Regions from separate parts of the Homo sapiens genome. Here region 1 is linked to region 2. The links are chromatin contacts, found by Hi-C in ENCODE. All regions are on one chromosome and are shown on one strand. Each heading gives the region's core, a stretch centred on a gene start or an enhancer-like site at or near the end of the contact. The rest is flanking DNA. Distances are from core to core; before and after follow the strand shown. Region 1 has its middle 64 kb from the start of C5orf67. Region 2 overlaps RMEL3 (enriched in melanoma 3).

Region 1 (5,303 bases), core at 1,682-4,181, 830 kb after region 2:
TTGTCAGACTATTACGTGAATGAAATGAATGGCTCAACATAATCACTGCTAAGAACAAGAGCTCTTGCAAAGCCTCTGTAACCACAAGTAAAAATATTTGTGTTTACTAAAGTCTTTCAGTACCTTAATTTGTTTGCTTTGGTAAATAGAGTCAGAATTTAACATGGAAAAACTCTGAACTCTCCTAGTTGATTTCCTTGAGGCTGACCAGCTTGGAGTGGTTATAAAACACAGACAGGTATTTAAAATTGCCTGGATGTAGCCAGATGCAGTGGCTCATGCCTGTAATCCCAGCTCTTTGGGAGGCTGAGGCAGGCAGATCACTTGAGGTAAGGAGTTCTAGACCAGCCTGGCCAACATGGTGAAACCCTGTCTTTACTAAAAATACAAAAATTAGCTGGGCGTAGTGGTGCATGCCTGTAATCCCAGCTACTCAGGAGGCTGAGGCAGGAGAATCACTGGAACCCAGGAGGCAGAGGTTGCAGTAAGCTGAGGTTGTGCACTCCAGCCTGAGCGACAGAGGGAGACTCAGTGCCTGAATTTCTGTAAGGGATACTAATCTGGTTGGAAAGGAGATGTGGGTCTCTAAGCTGAATTAAGGTGGTTATTTGTATAAGAACATGAGAAAAACATCAACTGCTCATTTCAAAGAACGAAAGAGTGATAAAGGCTGCCGATAGGATTTGGACAGGGAAGGAAGGTACCGAAGCTGTCTTCCTCAGAAGCATAAACACATGGGAGTTAGTCCTACTAAGTAACAGTGTGGACTCGAAGTAGTCCCTGAAATTTCTTTGAACCTCAGTTTCCTCACCAGTGAACTGAGGGGCTTAGATATATTATTTATAAGGTCAATTCCAACCCTATTTTCTGGTGGTGAGATCAGGTCTCAGATTTATATTCTCAGACATAACTTTCATTAAATTGGAAATTTGAGATCCAGTTTCTTTTTCTGCAAAATGAAAAGTTTGACTAAAATGAACTCTAAGGTTTTTATTATTATTTTTTAACAGGTCTAATATTCTTTGTTTTCATTGTGTTTTTGGATTTTTTTTCTCTGCCCAATTGGCTCTGGTAAAATTTAACCTCTTCATTATGATTATTGGTTGCTTCTTTTGTTCGTTTCTTTGAAGTTGTGGTCACACACACACACACACACACACAAAATGTGAAGATATGTCACATACATTTGTAGATGCAGTGTGTGCTATCTTGCTGTTGGTGACCACTAACTTTGCCTTGAGACAGGGTGTGGAGCAGAGATACATCCTTGAGGTTTGTTTTATTCTCTAAACTTGACAGTGAGAGGACAGGAAATGGTCCATTGAGAAACTGGTGACCAAAAAATGCTGAAATTCTTCTTTAACCTCAGTTCCAGTCAATTCACATTGGAAACCGCAGTGCTTTTAAATTGCGCATTCCTAATTCTCTGATTTCTCACCCCTGTGGCTTGTTTTAGGGTCTCTAGGTGTATATTCAGTCAGCTGAACCACTCGAAGGGCCTGGTCACACCTGTGTCTTACCTTTGTGCCTCCATTTCTACAAGTACAAAGACATGGAGGAAACAGAAATTTTGCTACCTCCTTTCAGTGTTAAGTTTGAGATATCCTGATAAAAACCTTCAAAAAAGGGACTGAATGTTATTATTATTTTTTAAAGTAAAGACAAGAGGTTTATGTCCTACAGTTCTGGAGTCTGGGAAGTCCAAGGTTGAGGGTCCTGCATCTCTGAATGTGAATTTTTAACAAATGTGTTGGGGCTGGAGGGTTGGGGTGAGTTGGAATGGGGACAGAGCTCTTGAAAGATGCTTATTAAATCTGCAGTCCTTTCTAACAGACTTTTACAGGTAGGAACGCTTTCTTTGAGAAAGATGCACAGAGCTTGTCCTCTTCCCTTGAAAGCCATGGGCAATGAATGATAAAGTAGTTAGTCATCACAGAGCACTGGTGACTTAACTGCTCAAATCAATAAATATTCCCATTTCCATTGACTCATTTAATGGGAAAAGAAGGTCACATGTCAAGAAAGAGGGAGGGGATGGAAGAAAGGAGAGAATGAGTGAGACAGGAATTTTGAAATGTATTAGAACGTGTTTTTTTCTAACATTTTAGTATGAAGATTCCCAAATTACAGGAAAGTTGAAGGAATTAAACAGGGTATACCCATTTACTCACAACTTGGATCCTGCAATTAATATTTTGCTATAATTGCTTTATTACCTCTATTGATCCTCTCAAGAGTAGCAGTCTGTGAGTTTTGATGAAGGCTTACTTGTGTGACCCAGTCCTAACCGGATATAAAATATAACCTTCATCTCAGAAAATTCTTTCTTGCCCCTTCCCAGGTAATCCCTGCTCCTACCTCACAGCCAGAGGCAACCACTATTCTAATTTTTAAAACTGTAGATTAGTTTTGCCTATTTTTGAATTCCATGTTAATAATACCATACAGTATGAGCTCTTTTGTATGTGAAGCTTCTTTCATTTACCATAATATTTTTGAGATACAGTCAGGTTGCTGTGTGTAGCCATTTATTTTTTAAACCACAATAATCTCTATTCATTTTTAGAGAGTCTCAGGTTAAGAGTTTCTTCTAAAAGCAACAGGAAAAATAAGCTGTTGTTTTTTTTTTTTTTTTAAGATAGGGGAGAGAGAGTTGAAAGGAACCTGAGTGAAAGGTACTTTGGCCTCTTAATTTTCATGATAAAGAAGTTGAGGCCCCGTCATTGCTCTGGGGCACGCAGACTGAGCTGAAACTGGAACCCAGGTCTCCTGATTCACGGCTTGAAAGGGTTAGGAAGGCAGCTGAGTAGGGTGGTTGTTTGAGCTGAAGCCATGTGAGAATAGAGAGTTTCGACAGAGCTTTGCTTTAGAGGATGTGAAACTACAGTAACCTCATGTGACAAAAAATCCTCCGAGGCCTTGGTATGGAGCCAGAGGAGGAAGTTTGACATGGCCTCTGGTTACCAGCTCCACCTCTGAACCCACTGGCCCAGGATGACTTATGGTGAGCTCTCTGATTTGCAATAAAACTAGACATGGGACAGAGAAAGCTTTTCTGCACCATGCACAAGGCAGGACAATGCTAAAGGAGGGGGGGGAAAAAAAAACAAGAAAGACACCTTCAGCCACATGGCCTTCCCATAGCAGGGGACCCAGAGCTGAAAATAAAACACCCAGGGAGGAAGGGATGCTGTGGTTACAGACAGAGCCTTTGTCTCCCAAGTGCATGTTCCAATTCAGCCCAGGATGACAATGACCTGGAGGTTCCTGCCTGCCAGCTGTTGGCTGGCCTTTGTGAAAGTCCCCGAGCTCCAGGCCAATGCTTAGCGGGCAGGTATCCATATCGTGAAGCCAATTGGCACTGCTGGTACCTTTGTTGATGATGTGAGCACAGCCACTGGGAACCAAGGCTGCTGGTGCACTCTTGCTACCAGCTGGCAGGTGCAAACCCATGGGCAGGTGCCCTGGGGAGAGACGGTTCATGCTGCCATGGTAACCGATAAAAAAAAGGAGGTTTCTTCAAGGTCAGTTTGCCCTTTTTTCTGCTAGAGGATATTGTGAGGAAGAAATGAATTTGTGGCAGCCCTGACTTGTGTGTAAATGTGTCCTTCATCTGTTTTGAATTGACACTTCTAATTGGATCTAATATTAGTGTCACCCACTGGGCAAATCTGGGTATTGGTGGGTCTCCTGGGCTATGTCATTGTGGACAAAGATCAAGTCACCAGAGAAGTCCCAGAAGAGACGTTCCAGTGTAAACCAAGCAGGATTGAACAAAGAATTCCAAAAGTGATTTTGAAAAGGCTGACAGTCAGGTTGGACAGGTTCTTCGGGCTATTCCAGGATGTGAAATTAATGCGGACTGTCTGAGGCGTGTCACCCTAGATGTCCTTTAGCCAAACTGTCCTAGGTGCAAGGAAGAAGGGACCCTTGTCAGCTTGCTTGGTGCCTCACGAGTTTGTCACAATGCATTCATTGTAAAGAAGCAAGCTTTCCTTATCATCATTGTCCTTCTCTCTGTAAACCTTCTGCTCATGCCTTTACCTTGGGCAAATACATTTTCTGGCTTTGATTTAAAAGTTCAGCTTCTTGATATTAATATTTCTGCGCTTCATTCTGATAAAAGTTGTTCTGACTCAGGTCATTGGCTTGGGTGTCAGTAATTTTCCCATTTAGCCTCTCTTGTGTGTTTTTCATATTCTGAGATTTCTGTTGGCAGAAATAACAGCATTGTATTAATTAATTAATTAGTAGCATTGTGTTATTGCAGGGGCTTCATGAACCCCTGGGAGAATTTTACTCTGTTCTGCTTACTGGGATGCTACCAAAATTATTTAGTACCCTGACAATCAGAAATATCATTTTTTTGGATAAACTCTAAGCAACTTGCCTGCAAGTATAACCATGGAGGTTGGCCTCAGCTTCCCAATGTACAAAATGAAAAGATTAGATTAAATGATGTCTTCAGGTACTTGCCAGCTGGTTTTCTAAGATGTTTGATTTTAACATAAAAAGAAAACCTGTGAATATATTCAACAAATAACAAATGGAATTTACAAAGCTCTGCACTGGATCCTTGTATGCAGTAAATATTTATAATTCATCTACCAAGTCTGGGTGCTGGGGCTATGGAAGCGGATACAGCATCATTTTCTATTCTGAAGGATCTCATAGCCTAATGAGGGAGGGGTCACAAGAAAAAAATTCTTCTCAAAATTGGCAGGAGTTTGAAGACAAAATTCTGCTTGGGAAAAGAACTTACCTTTTGGTTTGGAAGAGCTTCTAAACTGACATGTTTAATGTAGAAAGATAAGTCTTTTTCCCTGAGCCCCCTCAACTGGCAGGGCCATAACTAAGGTGATATTGAGTGAGGCACTTGCCTGGGATACAAAAAAAAAAAAAGGGGTCGAGGGGGATGTCAAAAAACTTCGTGGTTAAGATAAACTGCACTATAAAGTAGTCTTTTAAAAATCAAAATTAATGAAAACAAAATCCCTGATGAACAAAGGATGAAAATTTAAAATAAAGAGAGGATCTGATCCTGCATGTGTATATACCCTTTCCTCACTTTCCTCCCCCTAATCTTGGCCCTGGTTCTATTAAAATTTTATACAACTTGTAATTTGATTTTTAAAAGCATAGCATTAAAATATTAGAATATTTTAATATTAATATAATTGAATATTTTATATTAAAATATAAAATATCACAATAATATTAATTAGCATAATTAATTTTAATATTACTATTTATTAATATTAATTTTATTACAAATCTGGAGGCATCACATTACTGAACTTCAA
Region 2 (5,183 bases), core at 2,370-4,869:
AAAACCAGGAAATAGATCCATGGAGTAAAAGATAGGAAACACGAATAGGATTTATAGGTCTAAAATGAGCCCTTGATCCAGGCAGTCACCCTAACAGGTGAGGCCATTGTCAGAATTCCTTGTGGTAGTTTCCTGGAAGCATAAAGGCTTCCAGGGAGTCAGAAAGGTGTGTGGCATTAGGAGAACACAGCAAATGGTCATAGGGCACCAGTCAAGGGTTCAGGTAGGACCCTAAGGAGAGGGGAAAATGACGGGTAAAAAACAGGCACAAATTCCACCACTAAGAGAATTCTGAAGATAGGGCAGGAACCAAAAAACCATGGATCTGTACCTAGATGGACATGAGATATCACCGTGAAGCTGAAAGATGAGATTCATTCAATACTGAGTCCTCAGGTCCTTCTTATCCTTCTCCTTACATCCAGGATTGTTCCTACAGCCCAGAGGAGGCTGTATTATCCCAGCAGTAGGGGTAAAGAATTTAGGGGCAAAACCCCAGCAAGCCTTTGTAGTTTTTCCCTTAGAATAAGCAACTTACTTCCTTCTGTTTGCCATGCCCCAAAAAGGGGGACTTTTTCTTGAAATTCTGCTCAAGACCTAATTTTGTACTCTAATGGCATAATATATGGCCCACTCTCTCTCTCAATGTATAGTCATGTACAGTTGCACAGTTTGTACACTGCACAAAGGCACATGACTGAGAGCTAGGGACTCTTGAAGTCATGTGGCCTGGTGCAGAGTTGTTTCTGCCCAGAGGACCCCCTTTTTCAATTTTGCACAAAGACTCAGTGGGGGCTAGGAGTAGCTCTGACAGCAATGAATGATTTGCATCTATTCAAGTATTTGTTGACTGAATGATTAATCTATTGACTCTAACCCTGCCAAAATCGATGGACAAATGCTATGTTTTAAATATTTAACAGGGCATTCTGCATTTACCCTGCACACTGACATTTTCTCCCTAAAAATGTTCATTTAAAAAAGGAAACTCCATCAAGTGTAGCAAGAAAAAGCTTGTACTCTTGCCCAGCCAACTTCATCCACTGACGACAGCACAGAAAAACATAAAAGCCCCTTGTTTCGCTGTCTTTGTTTCCCATGTTCTGAGGAAAATTGCACTGGAATTATGAACAGTTAGCAAATGGTATATAAACGACCAAAAGCCAAATGACAGCTCTATGAACAGACCCAGGCTGGCCCTGGCAAAGCCAGGCTGCTTGGGTTCTGGAACAAGAATTAAGGAATCAAGTTCCATTCCTGGCACTGTCCCCAGTTTGCTGTTAACCTTTTTTGCTGTCACCTCCTTTGCATCCACAGGGCTTTGTGACATGCACTGCAGTGCAAATGAGACACTATTTGATAAGATCTGAAAACCTCGGACAGAGGCCACAAAGCCAAGTCAATGCAGGGAGAGTTCCTCAGATGTGTCTCTCCCTGGGGCCCAGCTCTCTAAGGGATCTCTCGCTCTCTCTCTCTGGGGCTGTTGAGCTGCTTGATGAGATGTCAGCCTTTAACTCGACGGGAATCATGAGAGAAAAAAACAGATTGTAGAAAATATCTCATTTCCCAATGAGACAGAGATTCTTGACATAGCTTGACCCAGCAGTGTAGAAAAATTCAAGAGAAATGCATCAGTATCTTTAAAGAACAGACACATCCTGTACATCTGAGCTGGGCTTTCAATACTGTCCCTCCTCCAGGCTCACTCAATATTAAACCCTTTCATACCATGTGGCTCCTCCTGAGATTCCATCATAACTGTTTAGGCTCAGATGAGGACAACTCAAACCACTCTATTTGGACCTCATTTTCTGCCCTCTGTCCTTCCTCGCCAGAAAAAGCATTTGCTCTATTTTGTAGATCATATCTGTTCTAAAGGTGGGAACATGGTCCCTTCATAGCTGATGGAGTTCTCTGGATATATCTCCAAGACTGACTTGGTTGGTTTCCAGAAATTCCCTCCTTTCTCTAACACTTCCCAAAGAAGGAAGGATCCGTGAACTCACCTAACAAATTTGTTCAGATCTGCATCTGGTCTCACATCTGTTTCCTTCTCCACCCACTTCACTGGAATGCTCTCCGAGTGTGGGGAGTGTTTGGAACAAATCAGAAGAAAGTTCCTATTTAATAGAAGGTGGAGTGTTGGTTATTACACCTGGGTCCCATCGCCATCTCGGGTGCATCTAATTCCTCAGGAGTCCTGTTCTGACAGCATCCTCCAGGCCTGGTGCTCCCTTCTCAGAATTTACAATGGAAGATTGGGTGGAGGAGGGACTGGCTTTGGTTTTGTTTGTTTTTTGCAGAGAACCGAATCTCTCTCTTTGCTTTCAAATTGGCTTCACCTTCCTCACCAAGGAGAGGCCATTGGGCTGAGCACCTGTGATGATACTGCCCTGGCTCCTCCTCAGCTTACACCATAACTACTGCACCCCAGATTTAAGGCTCACAAGTTGGACCGAGTGATCTCCACAATCCTTCTATAATTCTTTGAGCCTTTTTCATAGACTAAAACAATTTTCAAGTATAACCCCCTTTTGCTTTTCTCCTTCCCATCATTCATATTCAGCCAGGCTAGTTAAAATCAAAAGGAATAAAAAGTAACAAAAGTATATATGTGTGGCTATTATTAATAGGAAGCTATAATTTGAAAACCTCAATCTTCTCATTTGGAGGTAAGATGTGCAACGTCTTTACATGTATCTTTGTCTTTTCAGCCTCATTTCTTTCTCCTCCAGAAAAAGTATCCCCCAAGCAAACAAATAAAAAAATAGAATATATTTAAATTATAAGTAGAGAGGCCGAGGTGAGCAGATCACTTGAGGTCAGGAGTTCGAGATCAGCCTGGTGAACATGGTGAAACCCTGTCTCTACTAAAAATACAAAAATTAGCTGGGCATGGTGGCAGGCACCTGTAATCCCAGCTGCTTGGGAGGCTGAGGCAGGAAAATTGCTTAAACCCAGGAGGCAGAGGTTGTAGTGAGCCAAGTTCGCACCACTACACTCCAGCCTGAGTGACAGAGCAGGACTCCATCTCAAAAAAAAAGAAAAAGAAAAGAAAAAGTGTAAGTAGATATGCTTTAATTTAACCATCCCTACAAAATTAAATGATAGTAATACAGGAGCTAATCTTTGGAGATAAGTAAAACAACCTAATTCAGTGGTTCTCAGCCAGGGCTGATTTTGCCCCCCGGGAAATATTTGGCAATATCTGGAGACATTTTTGGTTGTCATGACTGAGGTGGGGAGGGAAGAAGTACCACTGGAATCTAGTGGGTGGGTAAAAGCCAAGGATGCTGCTAAACATCTTTCAATGCACAGCTCCCTACCACAAAGAATTATGCAGCCCAAAACGTCAATCATGTCAATGCGAGAAACCCTGGTCTAGAGATACCAACAGACCTAGATATACAAAACCATTATTTTTCCATACAACAGAGAAAGTCATGTATTCTCATTAATAAATAGTAGACTCACTAAGCCAAGCAGTCACATAAATAGCACAGTAAAGGTACTATGTAAATTTGAAAGCCAAGACTAAACAGGCAGGACTTGCAGCTTTTCCATAGGTGTTTTTTTTGTTTGTTTGTTTGTTTTTACCAGTTAGGCTCTAAAGAATGTTGCTGCCATCTAGGGGATAGAAAGAGAATCCCAAAAGCACCGTGTTCCTAGCTCCAAGGGCACGAGGTCCAAGCCCTGCAGGCACACTACGCACTCATTTCCCACGTTCCTACACTGAAAAGAAAAAAAAATACTTTGAGTTTTGTGACAAGCAATTGTTTAAAATTAAAAATACATCTATGTGACTCAGAGTCTACAGTGCCTTCAGTTAATTTGTTTTCTCCATTTCACGTGTGTGGTATGAAACTGAAAGTCCAGGTTTCTGATAAAGATAACAGATGTTTGCTGCCTGCTTTTATTTTCATATTTAGTTAGGGTAGAAAGAGGAGGGTCAATCAGTGGCCTCAGAACTCTCTGATAGGACCTCTCTTTCCACACACGCTTTTCTTTGGGTCATAGCAAGACAACAATAAGCTCTAGGGAAATTATAAATCAATAGAACTCCTTGCCTTCTTAAAAAAAAATAGGAAACTTTAATAATTAAATCAACTCTAATTAAAGGAAAATCAAGAAGAACCAGGGTTCAGAAGACAGAGGTGTTCCACCAGCCAAACATGCTGTTATTCCTACACACACACACACACACAGAGAACCCATGCGGATAACAGAGCCAAAAGGACTTCTCTAAGAGCTTTGAGAAGAGCATAGAGAGGGATTTTGCACTTCCGTCCTGTAGTTTTTGGAGAAGCTGGCTCTTGGGCTGCAGGAGTATAGTGTACCAGAGTTATAGGCCCCCTTTCCATTCTTAGCGGTGGTCTTTCTCAAGCTTCTTCATGGCTGCATGGGCTGAACTTTGGTTATTTTTCATGCACCAGAGGTAGAAAGCTTCCAATTCCTTTAACACAAGGGTTCCAAAACATCTTAAAATGATGCAAAAACTTATTTTGATCTTCACAACATGCCTTTGAAATAGGTGTGAATTCTATTTCTGTGTTTTAGGCAAAGAAACTGTTGTTTAAAAAGACTAGGACATTTTATTCTGACTGGCCCATCAAGTCCTGCAGATCCCAGTCCAGTTCATCATTCAGTTTGCAGCTGCATAAAATCGGATGGCTCTTCCTCCTCACTGTTTTAATGGAGCATCCTTTCCCACTTCCCACCTCTACCCTTGCTGGGGTCCTGCAAATACTACTATCCAGACCTTATTTTATTCCAAGGGAAAATGTTGAGGGAACTACCATCAGAGCAAGAGAAGAGAAACCTGTGTTATCACTAAGACATGATTCCACAATTGGCCAAAAAGAAGAATTATCTGATAATCCATGTGACCTCTTTTATAGCCGTCAGACTACAAGTCAATGGATGGAGGATGGATGGATGGATGGATGGATGGATGGGTGGATGGAGAGAAATAGGCAAGGCATGAAATTTCCATTAGCATTCCAGCATTTCTATGAATTTCCTATAGCCCAATTCTCCTAAACAAAGAATCTCATGCAATATTACCTGAGAAAGCACTATCCTGAAGAAATGCAAGGTGTTATTTAAGATAGACACTGTTAGTAACATTTACATTATATTAAATATTAATGTTTTGGGGATACAAAAAATTGTCTATTTACCTA

Evidence for each region. Hi-C counts contacts between places; a loop is a spot of excess contacts on that map. Pooled maps may share reads with other maps.
Region 1: a loop to region 2 is called in a map with no recorded cell type, with 6 times the contacts of the local background. The contact joins two enhancer-like sites. A Hi-C loop is called at or near these places in 2 of 37 single-sample maps with no recorded cell type and 2 of 50 pooled maps.

Annotation. Positions count from the first base shown.
Region 1 is chr5:56,667,784-56,673,086 of GRCh38, reverse strand. No RefSeq gene overlaps it. Among named protein-coding and RNA genes, the nearest start is that of C5orf67, 64 kb to the right of the region's middle. RefSeq lists an enhancer at 2,592-2,641 and a silencer at 2,591-2,885. Within about 2 kb of position 2,931, at least 15 of the 41 ENCODE cell types and tissues checked have a DNase peak (open chromatin) inside an H3K27ac peak, as active enhancers do.
Region 2 is chr5:57,498,038-57,503,220 of GRCh38, reverse strand. The region is part of intron 3 of RMEL3 (enriched in melanoma 3); the gene reads right to left. Among named protein-coding and RNA genes, the nearest start is that of ACTBL2, 18 kb to the right of the region's middle. Within about 2 kb of position 3,619, at least 3 of the 41 ENCODE cell types and tissues checked have a DNase peak (open chromatin) inside an H3K27ac peak, as active enhancers do.